Linked DNA regions of Mus musculus: all the other regions are linked to region 1. A link is a loop called in an ENCODE intact Hi-C map of the cell type or tissue named here. Cell type or tissue: gastrocnemius. All regions are shown on one strand. Each heading gives the region's core, and the rest is flanking DNA. Links, peaks and the distances in the headings are about the cores only.

The links. Peaks named below come from ENCODE experiments on the same cell type or tissue, not always from the same donor. Only the 100,000 strongest peaks of a DNase experiment are listed, where the experiment ranks them.
Region 2: a loop joins it to region 1, with 8 times the contacts of the local background. A loop is called at or near these places in 39 of 42 quality-filtered maps.
Region 3: it touches region 1 in a loop (6-fold over the local background); 38 of 42 quality-filtered maps call a loop at or near these places.

Annotation. Positions count from the first base shown.
Region 1 is chr4:102,652,999-102,661,226 of GRCm38, reverse strand. No RefSeq gene overlaps it. Among named protein-coding and RNA genes, the nearest start is that of Gm24869, 80 kb to the left of the region's middle. In gastrocnemius, for the core only: a CTCF peak has its summit at 4,516 (motif pointing right); DNase peaks (open chromatin) are centred at 4,044 and 4,542.
Region 2 is chr4:102,490,592-102,495,591 of GRCm38, reverse strand. The region is part of intron 2 of Pde4b (phosphodiesterase 4B, cAMP specific); the gene reads right to left. Among named protein-coding and RNA genes, the nearest start is that of Gm52668, 22 kb to the left of the region's middle. In gastrocnemius, for the core only: a CTCF peak has its summit at 2,064; a DNase peak (open chromatin) is centred at 1,646; H3K4me3 peaks cover 537 bases; H3K27ac peaks cover 1,004 bases.
Region 3 is chr4:102,484,394-102,489,393 of GRCm38, reverse strand. It overlaps Pde4b (phosphodiesterase 4B, cAMP specific), which reads right to left. Exons shown (of 15, transcript NM_019840.2): 2 at 1,989-2,183. Among named protein-coding and RNA genes, the nearest start is that of Gm52668, 29 kb to the left of the region's middle. In gastrocnemius, for the core only: CTCF peaks have their summits at 1,145, 3,118 (motif pointing left) and 4,398 (motif pointing right); DNase peaks (open chromatin) are centred at 1,027, 3,120 and 4,548; H3K27ac peaks cover 386 bases.

The DNA.
Region 1 (8,228 bases), core at 1,713-6,712:
CACCCCTCCTTGCCACGATAGACTATAGTCCCTAAATTATGAGTCAAAGTGCATCACTCTGCCCTTAGTTTGCTTCTTGTCAGATATTTGATCATGAAAAGGAGAAAACTGACTGCTAGTTCTCCTGGGAAGTTAATCACAGCCTCAGGATATAACTTTGCTCCAAATCCGTGCCCAACCTTAATGAAGTTCAGTTAGGCGGACAAGACAACTCCATTCTGACAAATAGGCCTTACATCTCCCTCCTGCTAACAGAAAGATTTGGGCATATTTGAGATGGAGTTAAAATGATTTTTTTTTAAAATCTAGAACATCTGGCTTGCACAATGAAGGGAAAGGAATGGAAAAGAAAGGAACACATACTTTTGGACTAGACAAGTAGTTTTAGAAAACACAGTGTATGTCTTCTGAGCTTTTAACATGTGGCTGGAATAGGTGGCTTGCATCACTAAGCAATAGGTGACCACAAGCCCTGTGCCTGAGCTGAGTTGGCTGCTTCACTAGGCACTGAGTGTAACATGAGAGACAAAAGAATAAATGGCACTCTGTTCCTTGACTTCTCGTTAAATGGCATATTGTACTTTCAGATCTATATGACTTTTCCCTCTCCCTTTATATTTGTTAACACGTACTCTTTTTCTATAGAAACATTGTAGAAATAATTTAGTGTGTGTATCAGGCACACACTAAGTCCTTTCATGATCTTTATAGAATGCCCGTAGGGATAATATTCTTGCCCTCATTGACTGACAGAAAAGACCTGCTCGGGGAGAGCCAGCAGCTTGCTTGAGATTATACAGCTAACTGGTCTATGAGACAGGGTCTAAATCCAAGGGCCTTGGTTAGATTGGATCTCAGTGTCCACACATTTCCTTGAGGCTTGAGTGTGGCCTTATTTGGCCAAAGGGTTGTTGCATATGTAATTTGTTAAAATGCAGATATTAAGAAGTAAGATGCACCCCCACATGACTCCTGCCCTTCAAGAGGAGCTGAGGCACAGCCGCAAGCTCACAGGGAGAAAAAGCCACACGATGATGAAGGCAGCGGTCAGAGTGGTAGAAATTTCCAGTAATGTTGGAAACCAGGAAAAGCACACAGAATTTAATATTCTCTATGGCTTACAGGGAAGAATATGGTCTGTTCATAACTTGGCTTCTAGTTTCAACATAATACCATAACTTTCTATCATTTTAAGCTATCCAGCTTGTGGCATTTTGTTATAGTACTTTTAGGAAACCATGGTAGCTCAGGATTTATTGCCCCTGAAAGTACTCATTGATATATTGCTAGGTAGTTATTGTAAGAAATTATAGATGTAGTGGTAGTAAGGTGACTTCACATTTATAAAGGAGATTCTTCTAATTACAGGTCCCTCTGCTGAGAAGAACTGCTCCTCAAAGGGTGTTTATCACTTTAGAGACTCTTAGCTGCTAACATGCCAGTCTTTATTCACCACATATGTTCTTATCCCAAACATACACTCAATATGCATATACAGCCTGACGCCGCCGCCTCCAGACTGAGTCTCATGCTTAGATGGCACTGCTGTGTGTGTAATTTGGGTTTCTTCTTTCAAGCTGTTTTATGTTTATTTTGATTCGTAACTCATCTGAAGGTCCTAAGAAGGTACATAAAATTTATATGACCCTACACAGTGTACACTAACAGCTGTTTATGTAGAGCTTTGCAAACAAAAAAAGGAAAATGTACCAGGGACCCATAATCTGACATGCCAGAGCCCACCGCTATGGACTATATTCTTTCCATGTCTCTTGCTCCCTCCAAAGGCCAGTCTAACAACTTCTACCTTTTAAACACATCCACAGATCTATATTCTTATATTTTTCTGTTGTTTGGTGAGTCCCAGGTTTCCTGGGATCTGCTGTAAAGATAAGGACATAATTCATCAAACTCAGAGTTCCGCTGTCCTCACCCTTACATTCCTCATGCAAGCTCATTGTTGAGAAGTTACCTTCTTAACCCCCACATCACTTTGTCCCTTTGCATGTGTGCAACCAGCTTCCTCTGACGGGACTCTAACAATGCTCATATTTGTTCCCTCCATCTATGCCTCTAAGTCATATATTCATACATACAATTATTGGTCCCCCTAATGTGCAGAGTATCGAGTGCACACATCAAAGTATGCACTTGGACATAATAAGTGCTTTGAGTAAAGAATGATTATAGTCTCTCTGACCCCCCCCCCTAACTTTCCTGTCCATCACTCAAAGGGAGCCGAATCAGAAGAAAAAGCCTTCTCTGAAGATCTGCCCAAAAATAACTCTCTGCAAAGGGAGCATGGTCTCCATATAATCCCTCTTTAAAATCCTACCCACAAAAGAAGATGGATTCACAAAAGAAGGCCAATGCTACATTGTTACAGGTTACATCCCAGGGCTTCTCCAAAACAGGGTTGGTTGCCCAAGAGACTTCTGCACGGCAAGGCAATCTTCAGCATTCCCACTTCCTCATCGTGCACTTGCATAACTTGTAGCTATTTCTCTGCTAGAATGCCTAAGCCCACTCTGTTTTGTAACTAGAAACCTTTTTAAAAACTTCAGTCAGGCTGGGAATTCCTTGAGTCTTATAATCCCCACACTCACATCTATAAGTCACATAATTCAGTGTCAATATATTTCATAGACTCCATCTTTGAGCCTTTGGAGGGCCCAGAGAGAGTTTATCTCATCCCTATACCACTTGAGCTTTGTGAGAGGTAGCTCCTTTAAGTTGCTTTCCAATTCTATAATTGTGTCTTCAGCTCTGCTCTCTCTGTTGGCTCATTCATTTATTTGTATTTGTAATCTATAAGTTTTATGTAGCTCTTTCTAGAATTTGCCTTGATGTTTTTATATTTTTCTTGTCTTTTTTTTTTTTTTTGCTAGTATTATCTACTCTTTTTTTTTTAATCTCTTTTACTCTTTTACACATGACTTTTGAACTCTTTATCAGGACATTCTCATATCTGTGGGTTTTGAGATTGTCCAGATTTTCATTTCTTTCTCTCTGTATTTCTTGTGTTTATTTAATTAAGCTGTTGACTACACTATTGGATCTAAGTTGTATGATCTAAAACCCTAGTTGGGTGGCAATTGCAGAGTGACATCAATACTTAGTTCCAGGCAGTCAAGCCTCCTCAGGCTCACTGATAACTCACAATGCATTAGTCTGTAACTGTCACTATTTAGTTCATAGATTTATTTTCCTTCACTCCCACAAATGCATCAATACACTAAAATCATGTCTATTATATTAACATAACTATTCATTTGATGATATTTCACCTGGAAGGTCCTATAAAATACACCCTTTTCCTCATATACCATTCTCCCAGAAGTTGATATATATATATGTGTGTGTGTGTGTGTGTGTGTGTGTACCTTTGACAAGTTAAAGGTTAAGGATTTTGATAGTCTAGAATCCTAAGGAATTTTGCCTCCATGTTCTAGAAGGGTAAGACACCTTCTAGTTCTCTAAGGCCATTCCCTCCACACTCTATTTTTCCAGTAAGAGAAACAAAGGCTAGGGATAAAATAACACTTCCATTATAAACAATGAATACTTATTCCAAATTACTTCAGCAATTGAAAAACAAAGACATGATTAGAACTTTGTACTGGAAAGCAAGACATTTTTTTTTTCTCAGTTTAATCTGGAAGTTTGTGAATTAGAGTCAGAAACACATCCAAAGGCGACATCAAAGAGGAAGCTGTCTTAACAGCTGGCTGTGTGGCCCGTACAGGTCACCCAGGGTGACAGGCAAGGGCGCCTTCTCCGCGTTTTAGGAACAAAACATAATCTCACCCATCGCAAGTGTGGTTGCCACTTAGAAAATAGAATCATAATAAAGAGGAAGTAAAGAAGTTTGGCTTATTGTCTGCTGTTCTGGACTTGGACATATGGTTTCTCTTCAGGCACCATACTTTGTGCTTTTTAATCACTGATGTTTTCTCCAACAGTATGTGGGTTATTTGCCTATAATCTTAGTATTGGGAGGTCCAGGCAGGAAGATTGCCAGGTTGAGGTCAGCTTGGGATGCATAATGAGGTCAGTGCCAGACTGAGTCACATAGCAACACCTTGATCCCCAACACTCCAAATCTGAGGATGCAGCTCAGTGAGTAGAGTGCTTGCCTTGCATGTCCATAGCTCTGGGTCTGATCTCGACTGCCAGATAAAGAAAAAAAACAAAAGAAAAATAACAACAGAAGGTAAAATGAAGAGCCAGAATTAGCACTCAGGAATTAGCTTTCTCAGACTGCTGTCAACTGGGGGTTCATCATCCAGGAAGGTTTTTCAAAGCTCTCTCCCCCCTCAAAAAATACTCACATACAGACACTAGGCTTTAAGTCTGTACGTTTTAAGACTCTGAGATGATGAGGTCACTGTGGGTCATAGAAGAAGGAAGGAGAAGAATCTGTCTTCTCGGAACTGAAGACAGAATTAAAAATAAAGACAGGACACAAGAACCATTTTTAGGTGCAATATTGCTTTTCTGCCACTGGATGGTGGTGTAAAACCACTCATGCACACAGAAACAAGGGCTTCCTTTCCGGCCTGCCAAGCAGGTTCACTTTGGTCTTAATTTTTACAAACAACCTCAGTGTGGATGCTATACAGTTTCTCCTTTCTGAGCAAAGTTAGATCCATTTTCAAAGTTTTGCAGTGACATGCCTCCTAAAGTCAGGTCCACACTGAGGTGGTTTATCAGCCCTGACACTAGGAAGACAGACGTATCTATAGAATAAGTTTTCTCGGTTTTGACCAGGGTGGTAGTATAAATTAATTATTAGAAAACAAGGAAACCAGTGACTCTCAGATTTGGGTCCATTCTTAATAAACTCATGCATGATTTTTCTTAAGTAGAAATATTCAAACTTGACTATCAACAAGCCAAGAAATCTTCAGAGACCATTCTAAGCATCAAGGTGGGATGTTAGTGGTGGCAGTGGTATGTGAGCGTGTGTCTGGATGTGTAATGAATGTGTTTTGTATGTGAGTATGGTGTGGGTGTATGGATGTCTGTGTCTCTGTGTGTGTACATGTGTTGTATATGTGTATATATGTATGGTATGCGAGTATGGTATGGGTATATGGAGGTGTGTGTGTGTTGTATATGTGTATATGTGTGTGTTATGTGAGTGTGGTGTGGAGGTGTGGGTATGTGAGTTAGTGGTTGGATGACAAGTATGTGAAAGGGGAATGAAAGCAAAACCACGTCTTTCATTTATTTTGAAATTCAGTTCTTCTATGTTGGGGTGGGGTCTGTTCTAGTTTTCTTCTTGGAAAAGTAATTGTTCATTAGAAGAAGACTTAAGCAAGCTATGCAGCTCAGTTTCCCTGCTGCCCCCTCCAGCTCTTACTTTTGTAGTTCTAAGCTCCCTAGCTACATGGCTGAATTTTTCTCTCTTGCCTGCTCACAGGCATACCATGAGGCTGTGGGGTTCCAGACCAGCCTAAAATCAGCAATCTGTGGCTTCGTGCTCACCTGAAACCCTTCTTCGTTTGCTCTTTTTGGTTCTGTCTTCTTGCTGTCACTATTAACTGTGGCTTCTTGACCCAAATCAAGTCACCACGCCAGGCAAGCGCTTTTGGGGAAGGACTGGAGAGACCCAGAGATTACATGGGACTAGGTGTAATTATAGAGAAGAAAATACGGTCTTCTTACAGAGAGCAAGAGGAAGTACGCAGACAGATCCTGAATGTCAAGGCCCTTGAGTGAGAACTCACCACGCTAGGGCAGGCTGTGCACAGAGGCAGGAACAAAATGCACAGAGAAGGGGGCAGAGAGCAAGTGAGAAGATGATGGGAAACTATCAAGTATGTTCTGAGAGTTCATTATGTGCTGACTCTGGGGACATAGAGAGGTCTGTAATAAAATCTCGGGAGATGAGAGGCAAATGTATAATTGGAAGGCTACCAGTTTATCCACAACTGTTTTGAGAGTAAAAGGGATAAAATACTAGGACAAGTCGGAAGAAGCCTAATGCTGGCTGGTTTGAAAGGCTTCCTGGAGGTGCTGACACCACCCAGAGACTAAAGTCACGTTTGTTTGTTGCCTGAAAGTGCTTATGACACATCAAGGGCCCATTTTCACCACTCACCTTTACCTCTAGACCTATAACCTAGGTTTGGTTATAGTATTAGACCTACAACCAGACCTAGAGCTCACTGGGACCCTAGAAGTAAGGAACAGAGTGCAACCAATGAGGAGATGCATTATACCCTTAAAGAACTTGACTTTTTTAATTCACACAAACAGACATGTGGAGAATATTTGTGGGAATGAGTATCAAGCACGTGGGAGGATGATGGAAGAAACACAGGCTGGATCAGTTTGTTGATACATGAGCAGTGAGCAGAGAGTTCCAGTTTTACTGATGCAGCAGACATAGTTTTAAAAGGGGCTAAGAGTTTATATGTTTGACTTAAAGACTGCATCAAAAGACGGGTACTATGAAAGAATTGAGCATGACTGACATGTCTTGGCTTAAGGTTGATCATGGGATTCAAAGGCTCAGAAACGATAGAATGATGGACAGGATTTGCTATTTGAAGCCTATTTTCCACAGTACGAGGGCCCAAAAGATGTCTTGTTGATAAAAGGATAGAAAACAGATTTGTGGGCTGGGAGACAGGTCACTCAGGAAAGCACTTAGCATGGAAGCATTCATTGTTTAATCACCGGAAACTATATTTATGTGTGCCACGGCATGCAACTTACAATCTTAGCACTGGGGAAGTGGAGACAGGCAGATCCCAGAAGTGTACTGACCAGTCATCCTATACTAATCGATGAGTTCTAGGCCAACCAAAAGACTTTCTCTTAAATAGCAAAGTTGCTGAGGAATAATAGCCCTCCCCCCAATCATGCACATTGTATGACAAAACTTTTTTTCTAGAAGACCAACACACATCTACTCATCATAGACAGGAAGCCCATGACAAAGAAAGTATAGATATCAGCAAAGTCCAACTTTGTGAACTAAGTTTTACTATGATTACTTATAGGAATATGGGGGGTACTTACAGGAGCAGAAATAACTCAAAAACAGCAGTGTCACCAAAGCCTATCCGAGGATGGGTAACAACTCAGGAATACTGGGGATCTGGATCACATTGCATAGATGTAGGCAGCTCAAAAGACTGGAGAGTGTTCTTACCAAGTGACTCCATTGGTCTAAACCTCTTCCAGGCAGCATGGCTAGTTTCTGCTTCTTCTAGGTATCCAGTCTGATCTCAGAGTCTTCCTTGTGGCTTCGATTGTCTGACAGTGACTTTCAACAGTTTCTATTCCTTACTCTGAGAAGGAAGGGCCTAGTGAACCCAGTCAGTTTTAGGGACTTCCTAAACTGTATTTAGTTGTTTGTCTTCTGCCTTAAGGAAGTCTCTTGCAGGATGGAATGTTTCAATCTTAGAGGAAAATGTTACACAACATACCCACACCAAAAAGAATAGAAGAAATTGATAATGTTATAGCATAAGCAGTGTTGAAAAGAAAAAAAAAGAAACTCATAAGATGAGTACCAGGCTGTATCTAAAGAGCTCATTACTACTGCTTAATACTTTTGGTGTATGCCAGACATTTCTAGTGGGGTGCTGCAGCTGCCTATTTCAATAATTAAAATATCATGGCATGATTAGGAACCTAGATTAGCAAGGGCTGAGTTGGCAGTGTGAATGTTACAACACAGGCAAAGTCATGTTTATAATGGTTTGACATATGTATACCTTTGGCATTAGTTAGTCACAGTGCTCTGAGAAATGAAATAGATATGAAGGATACTAAGTTAGTCCTTGCTTGATCTGCAGAAGTAGAAAATTCCAGAATGGGTGAATAACAAAAGTTATCCCGAATTATAGCAAAAGAAAAATCATGGCCCATCAATAAATTTCCTGATTTGGACAAGTTTACAGACTCAAAACCATTCAAATAAAGAGTATGGCATGTCTTTTTCAAGAGGGACCTTGCTGCAATTACTATAAGTTTTATTACAACCCTTTTAAAAGTAAAGAGCCATACAGTATTTTTCTAGAGTAACTGTGTGGAAAATAAATAAGACCTTTGGGAACCTGTTGAACATGAGCTCTGCATGGGCATTGATTCTGGAACACCACAAAAAGGTCCTCCAGGTAGGGCTTATGGAGGTCAAATGATCAATGGAACCTCAGAGAACATCAGATTCATGGTATGTCCCCAAACTCAGTCTGTGGCTACTTCTCCAG
Region 2 (5,000 bases), core at 1-5,000, 160 kb after region 1:
AAAAAAAAAAAAAAAAGAGCATCTGAGAAAATAGTCATGAGAAAAACAAAAAAAAAAAGTGCAGAGGACTTGGGAATTTTCATGGGACCCATGGAGCTTTAGGGTACATGCTGAGTTTAAGGTGATCAGGGTCACCCAGGTGGCACTACGGACTAGGATGGTGGTGTTAACAAGGGATTGATACTACAGAGTTAGGCTTCGCCAAGGCGGGAGGGAGAGCTATGGTGGGGGGATGACTTTGTTCATGGCAGTATCTGTAGTTAAGGAGGCCAGAGGAGAGGCTCAGGGGTTTCAGAAAGGGACTAAAAGCAGAGAGAATAAAAATGGAGTCAGAAATGATTGTTAGAAATGGCATGTGGTAACTTGCACCCCAACTGCCTGCATTTTCATATGGCAAACGTCCAGATGGGTGAAAGATCTTCCTGTCCAGATTTTCGAGATAAAGCTGACATAGTTCATAATATGCAAGGGTGAGTTGGAGCCCAGGGAAATTGATTCAGAGTTATGCAGATCTTCAGTGACCCTGGATATCTGGTGTTTAATTACGGAATGGAAGTCAAGTCATTTAGGGAGACAGACAGTGCAACACACACTGAGCTGGGTGTCAAATCATCCAATAAGACACAGGCATATCAACTCACATGGAGCTGATGTGGGGCAAGTGATCTGGAGAGGGAGTATGACTATAGAAATTCACAATTAAAGAGGGTGCACAGCACAGCACAGCACAGCACAGCACAGCGCAGCTCAGCACAGCACACTACAGCACAGCACAGCACAGCACAGCGCAGCACAGCACAGCACAGCACAGCGCAGCACAGCCCAGCGTAGCCCAGCGCAGCCCAGCGCAGCCCAGCGCAGCCCACCGCAGCCCAGCACAGCCCAGCCCAGCACAGCACAGCACAGCACAGCACAGCACAGCACAGCACAGCACAGCACAGCACAGCACAGCACAGCACAGCTCAGTACAACACAGCACAGCTCAGTACAACACAGCACAACACAGCATAACATAGCATAGCCCAGCCCAGCCCAGCCCAGCCCAGCCCAGCCCAGCCCAGCCCAGCCCAGCCCAGCGCAGCGCAGCCCAGCGCAGCCCAGCGCAGCCCAGCGCAGCCCAGCACAGCACAGCACAGCTCAGCACAGCACAGCACAGCACAGCACAGCTCAGCACAGCTCAGTACAACACAGCACAACACAGCATAACACAGCATAGCCCAGCCCAGCCCAGCCCAGCCCAGCCCAGCCCAGCGCAGCGTAGCACAGCACAGCACAGCTCAGCACAGCACAGCACAGCACAGCACAGCACAGCACAGCACACACAGCACAGCGCAGTGCAGCGCAGCGCAGCACAGCACAGGGCAGCACAGCACAGCACACACAGCACACACAGCACAGCACAGCACAGCACAGCACAGCACAGCACAGCACAGCACAGCACAGCACAGCACAGCTCAGCACAGCACAGCACACACAGCACACACAGCACAGCACAGCACAGCACAGCACAGCACAGCACAGCACAGCTCAGCACAGCACAGCACAGCACAGCACAGCACAGCACAGCACAGCTCAGCGCAGCTCAGCACAGCTCAGTACAACACAGCACAACACAGCACAGCACAGCATCAGCAAAGCTTTCCCAGGGGACTTCCTTTTGGAGTTCTGACAGCAGGATATTCAGAAACTTTGCGGGGAGGGAGGAGGTATATTGGCAGATCACCTGCACTGGCTCTGTAAGATCGTTAGAGTGACTAACCTAATGCTGTAGGTCAAATAATAGCCAATAGAGATATAAGCAGATGTAGAGCAAGTATCAAGGAAGAAACTAAGTAAAATGAAACAAACAAACAAAAAATCTAGATTACAAAACTATTTTGAAATCATAATATGTTATTTTGTAAGTTAAGAATAGACTTCAATTGCAATAGAAAAATATTTGACTATGGAAACTGATTGATTGATTGATCGATTGACTGGTTGATTTCCCAGCTCACTGGAGAAAGCAGTTTAAGCATCTCAACAGCAAAGTGGAATTTTCAGAACTGTTACACAAGCACCCTCTAGTGACAGAATTGGAACATTACACCCTTACAAACTAACTTGAGGACTCCCAAGTATGGAATGACATCTTGCAATTGGATCTTGGAATTGAGTGTGTAGGTCATATCTTAACCATGAAATGGCTTTTTAAAATGCAATAAAAAATGCTGATTCTTACCACCATACTCTGAGTTTTAACTTACTCCCCATTTCTCTGTTTCATTACAATATGTGGAATTGTCTTGCACTAATAGTTGCCTTGAGCCTGTCTTCTACAGATTAGAACTGCAGTCATTGGAAGCACACCTACTGCCTCTGGCCAGTGTTGTCTTGTTTCTAAGATAGTATTATCATCCATGAGAGTTAAACAAGCTGTGTCTTAACTTCTTCATCTGCATACGGGGTTCTGTGAGCAATGAGGTAGCCCTCAGTAGTGGATCTTTATTATGGTAATTAGGCAGTTGCCTGCCTGTCTTCTGCCTCTTTAAGATTTGTATGACTGGCCCTATTGCAGTCTGTACAACTTATGTTTCTATTGTATAGTATAGTTACAAAATGCTTTCACGGACATTGCTGTGTGTAACAGACGGAAGAGCCTAATCGTTAATGAACGATGTTAATTCCAGATGCAGCATGCTGGCCCGGTGGAAAGCTTTTCTCTGCCTCATCCCACAAGCATCCACTAAGCCCTGTCAGGCAATTTGCAAATATTTATTAATTGCCCACCAAGCCTTCACTGCTGTCAGTCCATGCTCTTGAGATTATATGCACAGGAGGCCACAGTTGCCCCTAGCTGCTTGCTTAGTTAGGTTCTCTAGTGTTGTCTTTCTTTCTGAAGGTGTTAATGCTACTAACTCTCAAGCTCCTGAGATGGTTTGCAAACCAGACACCTCTTGATGGTCTCCCTACAGGATGTTTTGAAGCACTGCTCACCTGCAGCTCGCAAAACAGCTCATAGGCCTTTCACTACAAGGGGGCTGTTGCCTCACCGGCCTCAGCCCTCCCTCCACAGTCCTTCTAGCTAGAAAGCTAGGTAGAGCAGCCTTCTCCAGCCTACCCTCCAGCCTACCTAGTCTTTTTACTTCAGCCGAATCTCCTCCAATAGGCCGTTCACCCAGCCTAGCCAGGCTTTCTAAAGTGCTGTACAAGCCTCTCTAGTGTTGTCTTTCTTTCTGAAGGTGTTAATGCTACTAACTGACTTATATATCCTTTAGGTTTATGAAGGCACAGGAAGTGTCTTATTTATTCACAAAATGTTTATATTTAAGTACATACTCACTAAAAGAAAGAGTGAACATGTTAATAGCTGGAAGGTAGGCATATCATTGATAAATCTAGGGCCTTGTTTAGTTTAAATCCCATGTCTTTGGATTGGATTCCCATCTGAATTTCTGGGGTTCAAGCCTGGCTTCTTACTCCATGTCCCATGCTTTCATCCTTATCTGCATAAACAAAACAGAACAAAAACGTGCTCCTACCACACCGAGGCTGCGGAGACTAAATGAATGGACATATGTAAAGTACTTTAGCATATGGCATACATACCGGCAATGTTTCATCAGCGTATGGTTTTACTTACAGATAATTTAGACCATAAGGGAGACCCCACATCTTAACAGTCATGGCAATCAACTGAAACAGCTGTGGCTCTAACTTGAGTCTTTGATACCCCATTGTACTCTTTGCCCCTCCATCAATAAACAGGTCTTAAATTTAAGTGGCCTACCACTTTTACTTTTTATCCTGGATTTTAGGTGCTATTTCCCTCTAGAACATACATACGCCTTTGTACGTGGTAGCTTCTGAAAGGTCCCTGGTTGAGCCTTTGCACATGGGATGATCAGATGAAAAAAATACGGCTCCCCCCCCCCTTCCGCCCCCCTGTGGTTTTGCAGGTGGGCTTTGAATCTCATTGTGGAGAGAGCAAATTTCTGCCATAGTTTTCTGGAAGAAAAACCGCCCCTGCTAATTTCCAGTAATTTGTGTTTCCACTGAGAAACCTGTACCAAAATATGTGAAGGCATTTGTTTAGAAATGATTCCAGCCCAGGAATGGAGCAGAGCCCAACAGATCGCCACACTCAGGAACACAGCTGCACTGGCCTTAGGGGAGCCAAGAAAACTTAGTTCTCTCTTACTAGAAAGCATCGTTGCAATCTAGTCTTTGTTGCTAAAAGTTGAAGCCATTTTACATCCCCCATTCACATTTGTTTTGTTTTGTTTTGTTTTTTACTCATTCACCTACTCTCCCCTAACCGACAAGTAATTTCCGTATATTCTACTGAGCCAATCCATGTAAGTAACATTTCAAAGCCAACATTCTCCTAGTGCTCGGATTTAATGCGGCAGAATTATGCAGTTTTCCACTTTTTAAAATGAGTTTGTATTTGTAACTCCTCTGTACTAGATTGGAAGGGCTCCCGGGGAAAAGCCATTCTGTAGACATCCCAGCAGCCTTTGCATCAGGATACCTGGAGTTGCCATGACCCCTGTTCTTGGATCTATTGGCAGAGGCAGGAGCATTGGAAAAAGGAGGGGCTGTCCCTGTATTGATTTCAATTCTTCCTGTACAGGGATAATTAGGAGAAAAGGAGTTAAAGAGCCTCACTTCATGGGGCTGGAGAGATGGCTTAGCAGTTGAGAGCACTGGCTGCTTTTCCAGAGGACCTTGGTTTGATTCCCGTCACCTACAGGATGTCTTGTTCCAGGGATGCTATGCCCTCTTCTGGTCTCTGCAGACACTGAACATGTGTGGTATGTAGCTATACATCCAGGCAAATACCCATGCATATAAAATACAAATTTAAAATGTTGAAATACTTTAAAAACTAAAATAATTTATTTTAAAAATAAAGGATACAATGGAATTAGATAAAGGAAAATGTATATTCCTAAAATGGGATTTTTTTTAAAAAAAAGAATATCACTTTAGTTTAGATGCAAACACCAGTGTGAAAC
Region 3 (5,000 bases), core at 1-5,000, 170 kb after region 1:
AAGAAAGTTGAAAAGAACGATGCTAGATAATTTTCACACACAATTCTTGCTTGTCCAGAACCAAAGTTGTCACTATAGTAGGGACATAAAGGTAATAGTAATGGTATGGGAATGTTTAAGTGGTCCATGAAATCATAAAGAGATAACACAAGTGGCAGGAATGCTGGGTGCAGAGATATTCACAACTGTAGTTTCATAAGCCAGAGTCAGAACTGGCTTGTAAGTTTTCAATTATCTTCAAGTTTAAACTCTCTGTATCATTTTTATTCCACATAAGGAAATGGGAGAGTTTAACCTAGGGTTTTATTAGCCTCTTCTATAAAGGCTACATGAGCTGGAGACTCTTTGTGGAGGCTCGAATGAGCTTGGGAACTAGTAGAGTAAAAATTAATCGTGGAAATACATTTATTCCAAAGCTAGCCTTTTGTTTGTAAAATGGCCTGAGACAGCATGTGTGCGTACTTTGAGTTCACTGCATTTCCCTTGCTCTCTCATGATAAAATCCAGACTACGTAGGCTTGGCAGTGTCTACGGTTTGGATGTTAGGCTAACAGATAGCATGAGTAAAGGAACCTGGCCTACAGCACACGCACATTCAATGTGAGTTGTCTGCGGAGTTTAGTGTGCCTGTGTGTGCCCCTCTTAACATCACCATTTAGTGCAGTTCCCTTCAGAGTACACAGACTTTTGAGGAATGAGATCTGGTTGTAACCCATCTTTGATTTTTCACATTATTTTGCTCATTTTTTTAAACCCCTGCAGCCTAGCATACTGCAAAGTGTATAGGAGAGTCAATAGATCTTTTACAAGAAAGTAAAAAAATGTGGATTTTGGCCCACTCATGATTGGAATGTTTTATAACTATATACTGCCTTAAAAACAGATTTATTTGTTTTTGTTTTTCTTACATTCATATAAGTGTTTGCCTGCATGTATATGTGTACACCATACCATGTGTTTAGCATCTACAGAGGCCAGAAGAGGATGTTAGATCTCCTAGAACCAGAGTTTCAGAGCAGCCATGGGGGTCCTGGCAACCTAACCTACATCTTCTGCAAGAAGAGCAAACGCTGTTAATAGCCCAGTCAGCTCTCCAGTTCCTAGACTAGAGTACTTGCAATAAAAGTTACCAGCAGAGGGACTCTGCAAAATGTTTTCCTACTGCCAACTTTAAAACATTCCTTACCCCTTTCACAAGAAGGCGAATGTTTTGGGGTTTTTTTTTAACAGAGGACAAGAACCTAGTGGACTTTTCCAGACTGGAGATTTTAGGGAGTTACTGATAGTTTCACAACATGCAGTGTTAAAAATGATTGTGTGCCCAGAAACCTTTTAAGTCATGGCTTTCAGCAACCAATTTTATTTGGGTTCAGAAACTTAAGCAAACAGGCACTACAAACCCTTTGTCATTCTTTAAACAAACAAACAAACAAACAAACCAACAGTTAGCTGCAATTAGAATGAGCCAATCAAGAAGATTGACTGTGCTTTGGCTGCTCTGTATCTCTCCAGGGAGCCAGGCAGAGGATAAGTATGATGGCAAGGTTTCACAGAAGGGACACAGGCATGTGGCTGGGTGATCCCTTACCTAAATGTCACTGAGCCAAGGCCAGTGAGGGAGGTTAGGAAGCAACCACCATTTTTGTTCCAGTCCTAGACCTCATACATCCATATATTCAAGTATGATTTGCCAAAGGTGTTAAGGTTTCCAGTCTATAAACAATTGAACAGGTCAGGAAATAAACCCAGTGAACATTCTCAGATAGCAGACATGAGCTGAACACTGCGCTTGCCTTGATTTGTTTTCCTTTACACCATGGGAACCCTGGTCTATATTCTGCAAGTCCTTAAGATGGATGGATGTCTTTGCTACTTCTTCAGTTTCTCTCCTGCCTCCATTGGGATGGCAACCGTTGCTGCTGCTGCTACTTCAGTAGGGTCAAGGGTGAGGCTCAAACCCAGTGAGGAACCGGAAGAGTTTTACTTACTGCTCACTGGGAAGTGATGAGTTCCTGGACATCGCTTTTGGTGACAAGTCATAGTCGCTGTCAGATCTGTAGAGGAACGACTCCCTGCGCTGGCTGTGCCCAGGAAAGGCGGCATGAAGTACCAGTCCCGACGAAGAGCCGGCTTGAGGGTCCAGTGGGCTCCGACCTGGAGAAGGGCCATTTTCCACATCAAAGCTTAGAAGGAAAAACAGGAGAGTCTGGTCAGTTGAGAACTGCACAGGACAGTTCACCTATATGGAGAACTTACAGGTGGCAGGCACTGTGTGCCAGGCTCACCCTGCAAAGCTTTGCAGAGAGTTTTTTAGTCTGTAGCTCTTGGTTTCAGTCCCTCCTGTTCTGTCCATAGAAAACCAAGTTCCGCATACTCTACTCATTACCCAGGTTTACTATTAATAAATAGCAACCCAGAATTTGGACCAGAGGGCAGATCTTATGACCTCGCCACAGCCAGACCGACTGTCACAGAGTCAGAATGGAAAGCGGAAAATAAATAAATAAATAATGTTGTTGATAATGAGCAGCTCCAGAGGGAAGCATCTAGCATAGCTTTAGGTGTCAGACAAAAATATCATGGGAAGGCGTCTTCCTAGCTGGAAGACTTCTCCCTTACATAAATATCAGCCTCATTAAAGAATCCAATTTGCATATTTCTGAATGTTTTGGGAACAAAGTGTTACCCTGAAAACACTGGCTGTCTGATTAGAGAAGCCCAGCCTGATATTTAATATTCATATGTAAATTTAGCCACATAAATTACTTAATTAATCTGATAACACCAAATTACTGTCCCAGGCTGCTGAGCTGAGAAGAATCCCATCACAGGCTGTCACAGCCGAGGGCAGGGAGATTCTGATCAGTGCCCCTTACCCAGGAAGGAACCTTCAAGCCCAGTGCTATTTTAGAAGTTTGGTATCTTGAACATAAACAAGAGCTATGTGTTTTTTGTGTCTTGTTTCTGCCCCAGCTTGCTAGCACTGTAGAGCAGTGTGTCTTTCCCCAGTTTGCTTTAATCATCTCAGATGTTTTTCTTCCCAGATGCACAGCTCCACTTAGCTTCAAATAGACAGAGCCCACCTTGCTCAGTTTCTCTCAGGCACACACTGCCCCCTGCTGTCTCTCACTGCTGAGAGACTGTGGGAGAGGTATGGGGAGCGGGGATGGTCTTTTATCTAGTTCAGTTTCCTTTATGTTTATCCAGATGCCATGATCCTCTGAGAAATCCTAATCTGCTCTCTCTGTCTCTCTCTGTCTCTCTCTGTCTCTCTCTGTCTCTGTCTCTCTGTCCCTCTGTCTGTCTCTCTCTGTCTCTCTGTCTCTCTCCCTCTCTGTGTATGTTGCTTTTGCTTATACTTCTTAAATTTACAAGGTACTTTCTGGTATATAATTTCATTAAGCCACACACACACTGCAAGCTTTATAATATGATTCCATTACATTGGAGGTAAATAAGACAGAGAAAACCAAACATCAATATCTTGTTTAAGGAAACATGCTGGTTTCCCTGAACTCATTGAGATGAAGGGGATACATCCTAAGACCCTAAGCAGCTGTCTGAAAACAAACAAACAAACAAAACAGATGCTAGCAGCTCCATGCATGCTGTTTCTTCCTATATAGACACACTGGTGATAAAGTTTGCAAATCAGTCGCAGCAAGAGATTCACATCAACTATGACCAAGACAATTCTTAACTATACTGGAGAAATGGAGACATAGCCCTGTGGATATACATTCTTTATGTGAAAACACAGAGATCAGACTCTGGAGCTGAAGCACCTCTGTGAAAAAGTAAGTGCAGGGTCACAGCTGTAATTCCAGCACCGGAAGTACTGAAGCAAGTCCCGAAAGCTCACTGGCCAGCTCGTCAACACACATCGGTGAAGCCCAGGTTTGCAGATAGACCTGGTGCTGAGAAATAAAGCAGAGAGTTCTTAAGGAAGCCATTTAATGTGGAGCTCTGTCTTGCACAAGCATGTGTACACATGCACACACACACACACACACACACACACACACACACACAAATTTATTGAGATGAGAAATACTGTGATAAATGCTATTTAAAACTCATGAACTGTTTATTTCTAGACTTTTCCATTGCATAGTGTTGAGCCATCTTTGATGATGGGCAGCAGAAAGCATACAAAGACCACGGATGAGGGAGAGCTAAGCTAGTTGCTGATGGAACACTGGAAGGCGCCTTTTCCCACTCCATAACTTTACAGCCGTTTTCACTCTCAGTTACACAATGGCATACTGGGTAATGGAATGCCATTTCTTTTCTATCAAAAGTTGTTTTTGGTATGTAAGAGTCAGTCTATGGCCACTCCTGAATGATTCTCCAGGGACACAAAGTACCTTCTTGAAAAAGCCAGAAGGAGGCAGCAGACTGCCTTGAACTCTGGCTTCCCTTGGAACCAGATGAGGGAGTATGGTGCCACCCTAGAGACTGTTGATCAAAGCTGCTTTCAGACTCCATACAAAGGCTGATAGAAAGCTGCACATGAGGAGCCCTAGGCAAAGGGCCAAGCAGGTGCTGCAGCCACTTACTATGTGCTCCATAGACGGATCTTCTCAGAAGCCCAGTGGTCTGGGACGGGCACCTTCCCAATGCCTCAGGCAGGTGTGTAATCCTTTGGATTCACATTCTTGCCAGCCTTCCTGGCCTGTACTTCAGAACAAGTGGAAGTATAATGAAGCACATTGCACACCTGCCTTGAGTGACATCTCTACTAGCTGCTGAGAAGCTAAACAGTTACTTTGTAAAGAAGGATTCTTGGTGACATGCAAACCTTTTATGTCCTGATTCTTTCTGTGAACTCTTCATATATACTTATTATGTCTGTGTGTGTATATATAGATATATTATACATATGTATATTATTTATTTGTATGTGTATTAGCCTGTTCATATGTATTGCATTACATGCATGGCCCTTCCCCTGGAGGCCAGAAGAGAGCAGAGTTACAGATGGGTAAAAGCTACCTTGT